Regions from separate parts of the Homo sapiens genome. Here region 2 is linked to region 1. A link is a loop called in an ENCODE intact Hi-C map of the cell type or tissue named here. Cell type or tissue: ovary. All regions are shown on one strand.

Region 1 (8,000 bases):
TTCTCAAAAATCTCCTTTTTCTAGGAATCTTCATGAATATTCCACTCCTTGATTAAAGAAATCCATAGTACATACCTGTAGTCCCAGCTACTCAGGAGACTGAGGCAGGAGAATCGCTGGAACCCGTGAGGCGGAGGTTGCAGTGAGCCAAGATCGTGCCACTGCACTCCAGCCTGGGGACAGAGCAAGACTGTCTCAAAACAAAAAGAGAGAAACCCATTAAGGTAGCAGCCCCAAACCCCCCCTGCAGGAGACTCTCTCTGGAGTCCACCTGTACTCCTCTTTGTTGAGTGTGTACTTTTCACTTTGCAATACATCTTTGTACTTTCAGTATTTTCCCACTTGTCCTCAAGTTCCTTCCCGAGATGGTGTCAAGAGCCTGGACATTGGCTGGGGTGGAGGTCCCACACCAGCATATGGGGACTTCCCCTAGCCCACCGGGATCAAGAGTATGACCTTGTTGCCTTACTCTTATGACTAAATGAGGTAAAAGCATAAACAGGGTGGGTTTCAAATGAGGTGCCTGATATGGTGGAACTGTATTTATATTTATTTATTTATTTATTTATTTTTTTAAGATAAGATCTCACTCTGTCGCCCAGGCTGGAGTGCAGTGGTGCCATCTTGGCTTATTGCAGCCCTGACCTCCTGGGCTCAGGTGATCCTCCCACCTCAGCCTCCAGAGTATGTGGGACCGCAGGCATGAGCCACCACACCCAGCTAAGTTTTTACATTTTTGTTAGAGATGGGGTTTCGCCACGTTGCCTAGGCTGTTCTTGAACTCATGGACTCAGGCGATCTGCCCACCTTGGCCTCCCAAGGTGCCGGGATTACAGGCATGAGCCTCTCATCCAGCCTGTATTGATTCTTGTGGCTGTTAAAGTAGTTCTAAGTTTCCACTGTTAGAAAAGTGCAAGAGTCCTGAAATAGGCTGAAGAGGAATTACAACACTTTTGGGACGAGTCACATTGCACTCAGTCTCGGTTGACCTACTGGTAAATAGGATAAATCGTTCTTCCTTTTTTCTTTGAGTTTTGCTCTTGTCACCCAGGCTAGAGTGCAGTGGCCCAATCTTGGTTCACTGCAACTTCTGCCTCCCGGGTTCAAGTTATTCTCCTGCCTCAGCCTCCTGAGTAGCTGGGATCACGGGTGCGCACCACCATGCCCGGCTAATTTTTGTGTTTTTAGTAGAGACGGGGTTTCACCATGTTGGGCAGGCTGGTTTCAAACTCCTGACATCAAGTGATCCACTCATCTCAGCCTCCCAAAGTGCTGGGATTACAGGCATGAGCCACCACGCCCGGCTTTGTTCTTATTTATTTATTTATTTATTTATTTGAGACAGAGTTTACTCTAGTACAGTGGCGTGATCTCGGCTCACTGCAACCTCTGCCTGCCGGGTTCACGCCATTCTCCTGCCTCAGCCTCCTGACTAGCTGGGACTACAGGCACCTGCCACCACGCCCGGCTAATTTTTTGTATTTTTAATAGAGACAGGGTTTCATCATGTTGGCCAGGCTGGTCTCGAACTCCCGACCTCAGGCAATCCACCCACCTCGGCCTCTCAAAGTGCAGGAATTACAGGCGTGTGCTGCCGTGCCCGGCCTCTTGTTCTTATTTCTTATGAAGGGTATGAGGATCCCGGAAGCGCAGTGCCTGGCATACAGAAGCACTCGGTCACTGGCAGTTTTGTTGTCTGAAGGTAGCTGTGGACCAAGGTTCTCATTTGTAAGTAACCCAATATTCTCTAATTTTTTTGGTAATAGCTTTATTGAGATTTGGTTCACACACCAAACAATTCAGCACTTTCAAGTACAATTTAATGGTTTTTAGCAAGTTCACGGGTTGTGCAACCACCACCATAACCAATTTTAGAACATTTTGGTCAGTCCACAAAGAAACCCCATTCCCATAAGCAGATATACCCGTTGGCCACGGTGGCTCACACCTGTAATCCCAGCACTTTGGAAGGCCAAGGAGGGCAGATCACAAGGTCAAGAGATTGAGACCATCCTAGCCAACAAGGCGAAACCCCGTCGCTACAAAAATACAAAAATTAGCCGAGTATGGTGGCAGGCACCTGAAATCCCAGCTACTCAGGAGGCTGAGGCAGGAGAATCGCTTGAACCCAGGAGGCAGAGGTTGCAGTGAGCCTAGATCACGCCACTACCCTCCAGCCTGGCAACAGACCTAGACTCCATCTCAAACAAACAAAAAACAGTTATACCCAATTCTCCCACCCTTTTCTTCCAGCTTGAGGCAGCCATTAATCTATATCTGGCTGAGTGAGGTGGCTCATGCCTGTAACCCCAGCACTTCGGGAGGCCAATGCTGGAGGATTGTTTGAGCCCAGGAGTTTGAGACCAATCTGGGCAACATAGGGAGACACCCCCACCCCCATCTCTACAAAAAATTAAAAACTAAGCCATGCAGGGTAGCGAATGCCTCTTGTCCCAGCTACTCAGGAGGCTGAGATGGGAGGATCACTTGTGCCCAGGAGGTTGAGGTTGCAGTGAGCCATAATGGTACCACTGCTCTCCAGCCTGGGTGACAAAGCAAGGCTCTGTTTCAAAAAAAGAAAAAATTATATGACTTTATGGAATTTTCCTATTCTAGACATTTCCTATAAATGGATCGTTGGAATATGTAGCTCTTTGTGACTGGCATCTCTCACTGGGCATAACGTTTTCTAGGTTCATCTACTTTGTAGAATGTATCAGTACTTCATTTCTGTTTATGGCACAGTAATAGTCCATGGTATGGATATACCACCTTTTACCTACCCATTCGCCAGTTAATGGACAGGTGGGATGTTTCTATTCTTGGCTGCAACGCTGCTATGAACATTCATGTACAAGTTTTTGTGTAGACATATGTTTCATTTCACCTTGGAGTGGGATTGCTGGGTCATGCAGTAACTCTATGTTTAACTTTTTGTTTTGTTTTGTTTTGAGACAGTGTCTCACTCTGCTACCTAGGCTGGAGTGGGGTGGCGTAGTCACAGCTCACTGCAGCCACGACCTCCTGGGCTAAGTGATCCTGCCATCTCAGTCTCCAGAGTAGCTGGGACTACAAGCATGCGCTAGCAAGCCCAGGTAATTCTTTTGTAGAGACAGACTCACTATGTTCCCCAGGCTGGTCTGGAACTCCTGGGCTCAAGCAATCCTCCCACCTCAGCCTGCCAACGTGCTGGGATGACACGTGTAAGCCACCATGCCCGGCCTATGTTTAATATTTTGAGTAGGCCAGGTGCAGTGGCTCATGCCTGTAATCCCAACACTTTGGGAGGCCAAGGCGGGCAGATCACCTGAGGTCAGGAGTTCGAGACCAGCATGGCCAACATGGCAAAACTCCGTCCCTACTAAAATTACAAAAATTGGCAGGAGAATCGCTTGAACCTGGGGGTTCGGAGGTTGCAGTGAGCCGAGATCACAGCCACTGCACTCCAGCCTGAACAGAGCGAGATTCTGCCTCAAAAAAAAAAAAAAAAAAAAAAAAAAAACACTAATGCGAGACCTCGGGAAGGTGCGATATAAGATCATAGAGGGAACGCAGGTCCGAACTTGAGGCCTTGTGGGGTCTGATGTGGCCCACAGTGCCTGAGAGTCACCCAAAGGGTCCCCCACTCTTGGACACACAACTGGACTACATTTCCGGGTCGTCCTTGCAGCCAGGAGCAACCACGTGACAGATTCCCACCAATGGAACAGGGGCAAAAGTAATCCTGGCAAAGACGATGCGAGGCATCTGGGCTGATTACTTGGTGTCTGCAGCTTCAAGAACCAGGTTCAATTCCCCTCCAAGTGCACCTGGGCTGCCTCCTCTTAATCTTGCTGCACCGCAGCAGCCCCTCCCCAACCCGGTAAAATGTGGGCGATAATTCCTTTCTTACAAGGTTAGTAAATAAAATGACGGGTTTAAAAATCTGGCAATCCTTTACCTAATCACTTCCTGAGGGGATTCGGGAAAGATTGTGTTGGGCGATTCTGGAAACTGTGCTCCTCTGATGGTGGAGGCCCACTCGGTCACAACCCCCTGAGAGACAAGACATGGGGAGATCCAGGTCCCATTGGCCGGGCCGTGTTCGGCAGGAGATCTCCCAGTACGCTTGGGCAGGGGAGTCAGGGAGGAAGCCTGTTCTGCTCCTTTTCCCGTGGGGTGCAGAGAGCGAGCAAGTCGGCATTCCAGGCGGTGGGAACTGCTAGGGCGGAAGCAGGAAAGCTGGAGAGAGCCTGGTGTTCCAGGGGTCCAGCTCTAGAAACGGGTGGCGGCTGGGGAATCTTGGCTGGGAAAACAGGCCCACACCTCCACCTTGTGGCCAATTGGGAATTTGCAGGCACGGCCTCTCAAACTACTTAAGGGCGCTTGGGTGCAGTTGGATGGGGTGCTGCAGACGGAAAGCGTGCGGGGCGAGTTGAAGGGGCCCAGATCGAGTGCTCTGACTGAGAAAACAAAGGGGGGTGGTGACAGTTATCAGGGACACGTTCGGCTGCTTCAGGAAAATCCCCCAGAGCAAGGAGTGCACAAAGTGGATCTTTACCATTATTTATGTATTTATTTATTTCTGTTGAGACAGTGTCTCACTCTGTCACCTGGGATGGAGTGCAGTGGCGTGATGACGGCTCACTGCAGCTTCAGCCTCCTAGGCTCAAGTTATCCTCCAGCCTCACCTTCCCCAGTAGCTGGGACTACAGGAGTGTGCCATTACGCCCAGATAATTTTTACATTTTTTTTGTACAGACAGGGTCTCCCTTTGTTGCCCAGGCTGGTCTCCAACTCCCAGGCGCAAGCGATCCTCCTGCCTCAGCCTTCCAAAGGGCTGGGATGACACCCCCAGCCTCCCAAACGCACCCCCACCGCACCTAGCCTTTCTTTTGTTTCTTTTTTTTTTTTTTTTTTTTTTGAGAGGGAGTCTTGCTCTGTCGCCCAGACTGGAGTGTAGCAGCGCGATCTTGGCTCACTGCAACTTCCGCCTCCCAGGTTCAAGTGATTCTCCTGCCTCGGCCTTCCGAGTAGCTGGGATTACAGGCGCTGACCACCACGCCTGGCTAATTTTTGTATTTTTAGTAGAGACAGGGTTTCACCATGTTGGCCAGACTGGCCTCGAACTCCTGACCTCAAGTGATCCGCCTGCCTCAGCCTCCTAAAGTGCTGGGATTACAGGCATGAGTTACCGCATCCAGCCGATTTCTAAGGGTTTTGACTCCAGTCCCTGGCTCACTGACTGTATCTCTGGACCCACCTGGGACCTGAGGTAACTTGATGCCCTGAAGGGAAGGATGCAAGCATGGCTGCCTTTGGAACCTGCTAGTTTTAGAGCCCAAGGGCCTTGAGCAAACATAAGCAGTAGGCAGGTAGGTCGTGGTTACAGGAGGCCATGGGCAGGACCCAGCGCAATCCCAGTGATAGTAGGCATGGGGTGTTTGTGTCACCCCACTCCCAGCTCCAGGTAGCTCAGCAGAGAGAGAGAGACAGAGACAGAGAGAGAGAGAGAGAGAGAGAGAGAGAGAGGGAGAGAGAGAGACTGACTCTGTTTGAGAGAAAGCAAGGGAAGAGAGCAAGAGTCTCTGCCTGGTAATCCAGATAAATCTTCTGGATCTTATCTAAGACCACTAAGATAGTACCTCTATGAGTTTGCAAGAACCACAGCATTAATGGGCTTGGGGAGCCCCCTAATGCAGACATGGCTTAGATCACAACACCCAAGTACTTTTGAATACCTGGAAAGCCTCCCCAAAAAGGACAGGTACAAACAAGCCTTGTCTGCAAAGACTACAATAAATACCTAACATGGCCAGGCATGGTGGCTCATGTCTAATCCCAGCATTTTGGGAGGCTGAAGCAGGAAGATCACCTGAGGTCAGGAGTTTGAGACCAGGCTAGACAACATGGTGAAACCCTGTCTCTTCTAAAAATACAAAAATTAGCTGGGTGTAGGCTGGGTGCGGTGGCTCATGCCTGTAATCCCAGCACTTTGGGAGGCCGAGGCAGGTGGATCACCTGAGGTCAGGAGTTCGAGACCAGCCTGACCAATATGATGAAACCCTGTCTTTACTAAAAATACAAAAACTAGCTGGCATGCGCCTATAATCCCAGCTACTTGGGAGGCTGAGACAGGACAATCGCTTGAACTCAGGAGGCAGAGGTTGCAGTGAGCCAAGATGGCGCCATTACACTCCAGCCTAGGCAATAAGAGTGAAACTCCATCTCAAAAAAAAAAAAAAAATTTAGCCAGGGTGGTATCGGGTGCCTGTAGTCCCAGCTACTCGGGAGGCTGAGGCAGAATTACTTGCACCTGGGAGGCAGAGGTTGCAGTGAGCTGAGATCACACCATTGCACTGCAGCTTGGGCAACAAGAGCAAAACTCCATCTAAATAAATAAATAAATAAATAAATAAATAAATAAATAAATAACTCATCAATGCCCAGCCACCAATGAACATCTATAAGCATCAAGGCCATCCAGAATAAATGACCTTACCAAACAAATCAAATAAGCCACCAAGGACCAATCCTTGAAGAAACAGAGATATGTGACCTTTCCGACAGAGAATTTAAAATAGCTGTTTTGAGGAAACTCAAAGAAATTCAAGCTAACACACAGAAGGAATTCAGATTCCATCACATAAATTTAACAAAGAGATTGAAATAATTGAGAATCAGCTGGGTGCAGTGGCTCACGCCTGTAATCCCAGCACTTTAGGAGGCTGAGGCGGGCGGATCACCTGAGGTCGGGAGTTCTAGACCAGCCTGACCAACATGGAGAAACCCTGTCTCTACTAAAACTACAAAATTAGTGGGGCGTGGTTGCGCATGCCTGTAATCCCAGCCTGGGCAACAAGAGTGAAACTCGGTCTCAAAAAAAAAAAAACCAAAAAACAAAAACAAAAACAAACAAACAAAAAACAATACCCAATGATCTGTTGTCAACAAGAAACATACTTCACCTACAAATAAAACAGTAAGAGACTGGGTCCTGAAATGCGGGCCCACTTCATATGTGAGGGCAGGTGTCTAATCATGTCCTTTCTCCCTTCCCCCAGGCCCTTCACAGATACCTGCTGGTCTCTCCCACTTGGCCAAGGAAACACTTGTGGTTAATAAGTCTCAGAAAAGTTATGTGAAAGTTAAAAGTAAAACTGACAGCAGCTGAAGGATGGGGGGGTGGGAGGTGGTGACGGTGGAGGAGACCCCACCACCACTGCCACCCAAGTAGGGAGTGAGGAGCACCAGGAGCACAGGATGCTACTTCTGCCAACCCTACAAAAATACTCTGCACAAATCTTCAAAAAACATCCTTGTCCCACTGCGTCACCTGCGGACAGATTTCATGTCCTGGTCTCCTTCTAAACCTGGAGGTGGGGCATGAACAGGGTGGAGTCACAGGGGAAAGAAAATGAGGCCCCAGGACACCTGGGTTCACACCCAGGTCCCCAGCGATGTCTCCACCACCGCTGCTGCAACCCCTGCTGCTGCTGCTGCCTCTGCTGAATGTGGAGCCTTCCGGGGCCACACTGATCCGGTATGGTGACCCCATCTACCACCCCAACCTTAGGAGGGATTTTCTGCCTCTTGCCCTTTAAGTCTAGGACTCCCAGTTCAGTGATCCCCAAACTTGGCACCCAGGATCCCTAGAGCTTCTTTCTCAGCTTTCCAGATCTCTAAACCAGGCTGTCACCCCTAAGGGCTCCACTCTGACATCTCTTAAGACCAGATTTCTTTTTTTTGAGATGGAGTCTCACTCTGTTGCCCAGGCTGGAGTGCAATGGCATGATCTCAGCTCACTGAAACCTCTGCCTCCTGGGTTCAAGCGATTCTCCTGCCTCAGCTTCCCAAGTAGCTGGGATTACAGGCTCGCGCCACCATGCTCAGCTAATTTTTGTATTTTTAGTAGAGACGGGGTTTCACCATGTTGGCCAGGCTGGTCTGGAACCCCTGACCTCGTGATCCGCTCACCTCGGCCTCCCAAAGTGCTGGGATTACAGGCGTGAGCCACCGCG
Region 2 (8,000 bases), 410 kb before region 1:
CTCTGTGGGTCCCCAGAACCTACGATCACAATGGGAGTCACACATTGAAAATGGGGCTCCCATTTTCAAGGGAGTGAATCACTGACACTTAGTAAACCCAGATCAATCAGCGTGAGACTGTATATGTGCAAAGGGGCATCGTTCAGCACTGGGCGCATCCCAGGCACGGGGGACACGGCAGCAAAGGGAACAGACAAAAATCCCCCACCATGGTGGGGGGACATTAGGTGTGGCTGTCACTCCCCCACCTTTTCCTTTTATTCCACTTGAACAAGAACGGAAACCAGGAAACCCACACCACATCTGGTGGTTCGTGGGGAAGGACCTGGGCTCTGGACTCCCACGGTTCTACATTCCAGTCTCGGCCCTGACATCCACGTCCTGGCTGGGACCTTGGCCCCCAGGAGCTGCTGTGCCCCAGCAGAGCTGCCGTGAGCATTGGAGATTACGGGGTTGCCCGTCACCAGGAGCAGAACCTACAACTCTGCAGCCACGCGGGGAGGGTTTCGGGAGCACGGGGCTGGGAAGGTGTCAGGAGGTGAGGATTCCCATGACAGCTATTTTCCGACACTTGATGACAGTCTGTCTCCTACGGCTGGGAACATCTCAAACCAGGCCACGATGGGGGTGCCGCCTCCCCTCCCGTATTGCCTGAGAGAAACGGAGGTAGTGATTAAGAGCGCGTGATTACCTCTCCTGCCTGGGAGGTGAATGTCTTTCTGTGTAATCATTCCGTTCAGAACTGTCTGCCCCCAGGCTGCGAGCTCTATGAGGGCAGACTCCATTCTATTCAGGCATGTTCAAATCCCCAGGGTGGCAGAGATTTGCACCTACTATGAGCTCAGCCAATACTTGTAGGGACAGGGTATAGCAAGGAGGCAGAGGCTGTAGAATCTGAAGGATGGAGAGTGTCAGCCCTGCCCTGAAATGTCAGTTTCTCCCCTGCAATGTTAGCCTCTCCCACTGAATGTTAGCACCCTTATTTGAATGTTAGCCCCTCCTCCTGTATGTCAATTTCTCCCCTGCAATGTTAGCTCCTCCCCCTGAAATGTCAATTTCTTTCCTATGATGTTAGCTCCTCCCTTCTGAAATGTCAATTTCTCTCCTGCGATGTTAGCTTCTCCCCTCTTAAATGTCAATTTTTCTCCTGCGATGTTAGCCCCTCCTCGTTGTTAGCTCCTCCCCCTAGAATGTCCATTTCTTCCCATGGATTGTCAGTTCCTCCCCTTGGCATATTACCCCCTCCCTCATAAAGGTTGGCCCCTCCTTTATTGCCTGAGAGAATCAGAGGTAGTGATTAAGAGCATGCAATTACCCTAAAATGTTAGAAACAGAGGTAGTGATTAACAGTGTATAATTGTACTAAAAATATTAGCCCCTCCTCCTGAAATGTTAGCTCCTCCTCCCTGGAATATTAGCTCCTCCCCCTGGGATGTTAGTCCCTCCCCTCTGAATGTCAATTTCTTTCCCTGGAAGATCAGTTTCTCCCTTTGGAATTTTAGCCCCGCCTCCTAAAGTTATCCACTCCCCCTAAATGCTAGCCCCTCGCCCTTAAATGTTAGCCACTGCCCCCGGCATGTCAGTGCTACTCCCTAGAATGCTAGTCCTTCAAAGGTAGGTATCTTTGTCTTCTTTGCCTTTCTCCCACACCAAAAACAGTGACCTTCACCAGACAGGCGCTCGGTAAACATAACTGGATGGGTTAATGGAGTCAGACCGGTCAAATTCCCATCCTACACTTACTTGCTTTGTGACTTTCTTCTTTTTTTTTTTTAAGACGGAGTCTCACTCTGTCGCCCAGGCTGGAGTGCAGTGGCACGATCTCGACTCACTGCAGCCTCAGCCTCCCGGGTTCAAGCAATTCTCGTGCCTCAGCCTCCAGAGTAGCTGGCGTTACAGGCATGCACCACTACACCCGGCTAATGTTTGTATTTTTAGCAGAGACGGGGGTTTCATCTTTGGCCAGGCTGGTCTCGAACTCCTGACCTCAGGTGATCCGCCCCCCTCAGCCTTCCAAAGTGCTGGGATTACAGGCGTGAGCCACCGTACCCAGCCAGCTGTGTGACCTTCGGTAAATGACTTTACCTCTCTGAGCCTCGAGTTTCCTCCTCTGTACAACGGGAATAATCGCAGCACCGCCCTCAGGGTTGTGATGCTGACTTTGGGAGTTCACATGTTTAGAAAGCTCTGGACAGGGCCTGGTACTTAGGTCACGATCAATACCTGTGAGCTGTCATTATTTAAGGGATGAAGGCGTGAATCGCAGTCTTCAGCTGTCTTAGCAATTCTGTTGGATACGAATTTTTAGTCCCTGCTTGGCAGAGTATAATCCGGAGGCTTAACTCACCTTCCACGACTCTCTCTCGCCGAGGCTGCCCAGGAAAATGCCAGATCCTCTCAAGCACGGGGCCGTGCCCAGCTCCCGCGCGCTCCCCGAGACTCAAACCCACCTCCACCACCGCGCCTGGCTCTGCCCCAGCAAAGACCACGTCTCCCCAGGGAGGATCCTGCAGCCAGCTCTAAAAACCGCAGAGCCTCCTTGGAAGAATGCTGAACCGCATTCATTAGAAAATCAATGCAAATTAAAAACCTCCCCGGGATCCCACTTTTCTCCTCTGAGAAGGCAAAGATCAAAGAGGCTGACTTGGCGGTTGCTGCGTTGGCGAAGCCGTGGGAAACAGGCTTGCAGAGCGCTCGCGGCGGCGTCTGCGACATCGAACACTCCCTCTAACCCGGCAGTTCCCCAGGAGGAATTTATGCAACAGAGGATGATACTGATCACAGCAAACACATCGCACCTCCTCGGTGCCAGGCACGGAGCCAAGCGCCCCACCCACGGCAACGCAAGTCATCCTCACAGGGACCCTCTCAGGGAGCTACTGCCATTATCCCCATTTTACATTGGTGGAAACTGAGGCACAGAGAGTGGAAGCAACTTGTGTCCCATTGTGCTCTTCTGCCTTCTTGAAGCATTCACAAAAGTACACAAACACAAACGTAAAAGAATATTATTGTTGGTTTTGTGTGTGTGTACCTGTGTGCACACATGAGAGAGAGACAGAACATGGAAAAGAGTATTTCTCCTTCCAAAGAACCAGCTTCTTACTATTGTCCATAATTTTTTACTTAAAATTAACTCCCTCTAATCTCTATGAACGCTTTCTTTCAACTTTCAGTGCACTATTTTATAGCTTTTTTTTCTTCCTGAATTGTTTGCTTTGCTAATTTCCTCTCGGACTTTCTCTCTCTCTGTCTCTCTCTCTCTCTCTCTCTCTCTCTTCTAATTACAATTAAATTAAAGGCTGAGTGCAGTGGCTCACGCCTGTAATTTCAACACTTTGGGAGGCCAAGGCAGGACGATGGCTTGAGCTCAGGTATTTGAGATCAGCCTTGGTAACATAGCAAGACCCCATCTCTACCAATAAATTAATTAATTAATTAATTAATTAAACAAATAGCTGGGCATGGTGGAGATACTGGGGAGGCTGAGGTGGGAGGATCACTTGAGCCTGGGAGGTTGAGGCTACAGTGAGCAATGGTGCCACCATACTCCAGTCTGGGTGACAGAGTGAGACCCTGTCTCAAATAAACAACAACAACAACAACAAAACAAATAAATAAGCTATAGATTTTCCTCTGAGCACAGCTTTGGCCCCATCTCATAAGATTTTTTAAAAATATTTATTTATTTATTTATTTTTGAGACAGAGTCTTGCTCTGTCACCCAGGCTGGAGTGCAGTGGCACAATCTCAGCTCACTGCAACCTCTACCTCCAGGGTTCAAGTGATTGTCCTTCCTCAGCCTCCTGAGTAGCTGGGACTACAGGCATGCACCACCACACCTGGCTAATTTTTGTATTTTTAGTGGAGATGGGGTTTCACCATGTTGGCCAGGCTGGTCTCGAACTCCTGACCAGAGGTGATCTGCCTGCCTCAGCCTCCCAAAGTGCTGGGATTACAGGTATGAGCCACCGCGCCTGGCCGTAAGTTTTTATATGTAGTGTGCTTTAAATGAAGTAGAACTTAAGTTTTAATTAACAGTTGAACCAAGATGTTATTTAGAAGGGTGTTTTGCAATGTCCAAGGCAATTGAAGCATTTTTTTCATCTTTTGTTATTAATTTCTAAATTTGAATATGGCCTGTATTACCTCTGCTTTGGGGAATCAACCTATGTTTTATTTGTGACCTAATGCATAGTCTTTTTTTTTTTTTTTTTTTTCAAGGAGAGGCAGAGAATATCATTGCAGGATCCTGCTTTTTAAAAAATGCTCCATGCCAAGGGCAGCGGCTCACACATGTAATCTCAACACTTCGGGAGGCTGAAGCAGAAAGATTGCTTGAGGCCAGGAATTCAAGACCAGCCTGGGCAACATAGCAAGATTCTGTCTCTACAAAAAAAAATTTAATGAGGGCATGATGGCACATGCCTGTCGTCCCAGCTACTTGGGAGGCTGAGGCAGGAGGATTGCTCGAGGCTGCAGGGAGCTATGACCATGCCACTCTACTCCCGCCTGGTCAACAAAGCAAGAACCTGACTCAAAAAAAAAAATTGCTCTAAAGTTTATTATTGGAACAGTTAGGAAATTTGAATATGGCCTGTTTATTAGATAATACCAATGGTAAAGTTCTTGAGGGAGATAATAATATTATAATTTTACAGGGAAAATGCTCTTGTTCTTAGAAGATACAGGCTGAAGAATTAATAGGTAAAATATCGTGACGTCCTACCTGCGCCGACTTTAACACAGTTCAACATTTTTGGGAGGTACCTCTGAGCATTGTGCCCCTTGCAGCACAGTGGGTATGCTGAGGGCTCCCTCCCTGGGTTTCCCAGACCTCATGTCCCCGTCTTGTCTGCTCATCATACTGGAGGTACTACAGTGCGTGGACAGATGGAGAGAGAGACCGACAAAATGTGAGGATGGACAAATATCAGCATTGATATATTTAATTGAAATATATTGGCCAGGGTGGGGAGACTCACGCCTGTAATCCCAGCACTTTGGGAGGCCGAGGCGGGTGGATCACCTGAGGCCAAGAGTTTGAGACCAGCCTGGCCAGCATAGAGAAACCCCATCTCTACTAAAAATACAAAAAAAAAAAAAATTAGCCAGATGAGGTGGCACATGCCTGTAATCCCAGCTACTAGGGAGGCTGAGGCAGGAGAATCACTTGAACCCGGGAGGCGGAGGTTGCAGTGAGCTGAGATCGCACCACTACACTCCTGCCTGAATGACAGAGGGAGACTCCATCTCAGAAAACAAAACAAAACAAAACAAAACAAAAGTTATCTTTAAAGGAGATGGAGGACTGACTGAGAGGGCGAGGAGGTGGGAGGGGAGCCCTGGGGTGGCCACATTGTTTTATGGCTGGGTTGCCTGGTTGTTCACTTAGTGATAAATCAAACAAATTCCCCCCATTCTATTTTCTTTATGTATTGTTCAGAATGTGTGTTTTATTGAATAATTTTCAAAGTTTCAAAAATATCATTGCATCAAATTCAAAGCAACTCATCAGTAGGGGATTAGGGAACACTACTTCCGTGCACAGTATATACATATAAGGGAATACTTAGCCACCACCATTGAAAAGTCATGTGCTAGATATCTTATGTATTGCCGTCCCAAAGGTATACTCTTTGGAAAATACTCACGATGTAGAATCATAGCTATGGCATGCTCTATTTGTGTTGAAAGTGCTTATGCACTGGGAGCGGTGGCTCACGCCTATAATCCCAGGCACTTTGGGAAGCCAAGGCGGGCAGACCACCTGAGGTCAGGAGTTCAAGACCAGCCTGGTCAACATGGTGAAACCCTGTCTCTACAAAAATACAAAAGTTAGCTGGACATGATGGTGGGTGTCTGTAATCCCAGCTACTCGGGAGGCTGAGGCAGGAGAATCACTTGAACCCCGGGAGGCGGAGGCTGCGGTGAGCCGAGATCTCACTGCTGCACTCCAGCCTAGGCAACAGAGAAAGACTCTGTCTCAAAAAAAAAAAAAAAAAAAAAGAAAGAAAGAAAGTGCTTATGCATGGGTTGGATACACAAAAAACTGGTAACAGTTTTCTCGTGAGAAAAAGTAACAATGGAGGATTTGGAATGAAAGGGAGGACTATTTCTCATCACTTTCAAGTTTTTTTTTTTAAATAATACTTTCCCCAGTTTATTTATTTTTAATCAGATCCACTAGTCAACAGAATAGGTAGGTCTCTCTCTCTCTCTCTCTCTCTCTCTCTTTCTGTGTGTGTGTGTGTGTGTGACAGAGAGAGAGAGAGAGAGTTAGAGAGAGAGACTCACTGTGTCACCCAGGCTGGAGTGCAGTGGCACGATCTCAGCTCATTGCAACCTCCACAGCCCAGGCTTAAGTGATCCTCCTATCTCAGACTCCCACGTAGCCAGTACTACAGGCATGCGTCACCATGCCAATCTCTTGTACAGATGGGGTGTCATCATGTTGCCCAGGCTGGTCTCGAATTCCTGGGCTCAAGCAATCCTCCCCGCTCAGCCTCCCACAGGAGTTAATTTTTTTAAGGTGCGTCTGTGTTTCCTGGCACTCAGTCACTGTGTCATTTAATCTCCTCATCCAGAAGATGGAAACACTTGCTTCTATTTTATAGACTTGGGGCAACCGAGGCTCTGAGAGGTGGAGTTCTCAGGGCAAGTCAGAGCTGCTGCTTTTTTTTTTTTTCTTTTACATTTCTTTTATTTTCTTTTTCTTTCTTTCTTTTTTTTTTTTTTTTTGAGACAGAGTCTCAGTCACACAGCCTGGAGTGCAGTGATGAGATCTTGCCTCACTGCAACCTCTGTCTCCCAGGTTCAAGCGATTCTCCTGCCTCAGTCTCCCAAGTAGCTGGGATTACAGGTGTCTGCCACCATGCCCGGCTAATTTTTGTATGTTTACTAGAGACATAGCTCTTATCATCCTGCAGGCTGGCTTTTTCGTGTGATGGTTGGGGAGGGTTCCAAGAGTAAGGAAAGTATGAGGGGGAGGCTCAGAACTCTGCACAAGGTGACTAGCACTCAAGCTACTGGTCAAAAAGCAAGTCACGAGCCTGGCTTAGATTCAAGGTGTGAGGAAAGGACTCCACCCCTTGATGGGAAAATCTAAAGAGTGACATTGCTAAGGAGCACGCATGCAGGAAGGTATGCAGAACGGGGGCCATTTGTGTAATCTGCCACAGCAGCCCTGATGCAAAGCTACCGTGTCCCCCGGGAGTCCCTAGGCCAGCCCTGAGATGCTTACACCCAGGTTGTGAAAGGGGAGGTTTCAAATCCCAGCTCATTGAAGCCACTGTTATTTTGTGTCTCTCCTGCAACAGCTGAATCTACCCCTTAACTATTAATTATGCTGCCAACCTCTGGAACTTGTGTGAAGTGACTTGATAAATTTCCTTATTGTTGAAGCCAGTTGGAGTCAGGTTTTCTGTTACTTAAAACACCCCAAAACCAAACTGATGCATGTAAAGAATAGTCCTTTCTGGGGATTGAAGTCCCAGTGGTCCCTGGTCACAACAGGCCATTCCCTTGGCTCTAGGTCGAGGCAAAAGAAAAATGTCATGCAATCCAGAAGCTGTCACACCACTTGCTCATGATTCAAAGAAGTAGTTCTGCCCAGGTGTGGTGGCTCATGCCTGTAATTCCAGCACTTTGGGAGGCTGAAGCGGGCAGATCATTCAAGGTCAGGATTTTGAGACCGGCCTGGCCAACATGGAGAAACCCCATCTCTACTGAAAATACAAAATTAGCCTGGCATGGGGTGGCACATGCCAGCTACTCAGGAGGCTGAGGTGAGAGGACCACTTGAGCCTGGGAGATTGAGGTGGCAGTGAGTTGTGATCACACCACTGCACTCCAGCCTGAGCAACAGAGCAAGACCCTATCAGAAAAAAAAAAAAAACTTATATTTTTAAGCCTCTAAACATGGAAGGTTTTTGTTACACAGCAAAAGGTAACTGATACATCTGCATTCCGGACAATAGAAAGGGGGAAATGGGGAAATG

The links. Peaks named below come from ENCODE experiments on the same cell type or tissue, not always from the same donor. Only the 100,000 strongest peaks of a DNase experiment are listed, where the experiment ranks them.
Region 2: it touches region 1 in a loop (7-fold over the local background); 86 of 110 quality-filtered maps call a loop at or near these places.

The regions. Positions count from the first base shown.
Region 1 is chr19:50,365,061-50,373,060 of GRCh38, reverse strand. It overlaps NAPSA (napsin A aspartic peptidase), which reads left to right and starts at 7,422. Exons shown (of 9, transcript NM_004851.3): 1 at 7,422-7,522. The coding sequence starts at 7,440. LOC105372437 (a long non-coding RNA gene) reads right to left here. Exons shown (of 4, transcript XR_007067299.1): 4 at 1-190. RefSeq lists enhancers at 4,219-4,278, 7,072-7,221. In ovary, a CTCF peak has its summit at 4,301 (motif pointing left); DNase peaks (open chromatin) are centred at 3,710 and 4,310; H3K4me3 peaks cover 851 bases; H3K27ac peaks cover 594 bases.
Region 2 is chr19:50,772,691-50,780,690 of GRCh38, reverse strand. No RefSeq gene overlaps it. Among named protein-coding and RNA genes, the nearest start is that of GPR32, 6.2 kb to the right of the region's middle. RefSeq lists an enhancer at 2,254-3,078. In ovary, no CTCF peak of the experiment used is centred here; no DNase peak of the experiment used is centred here.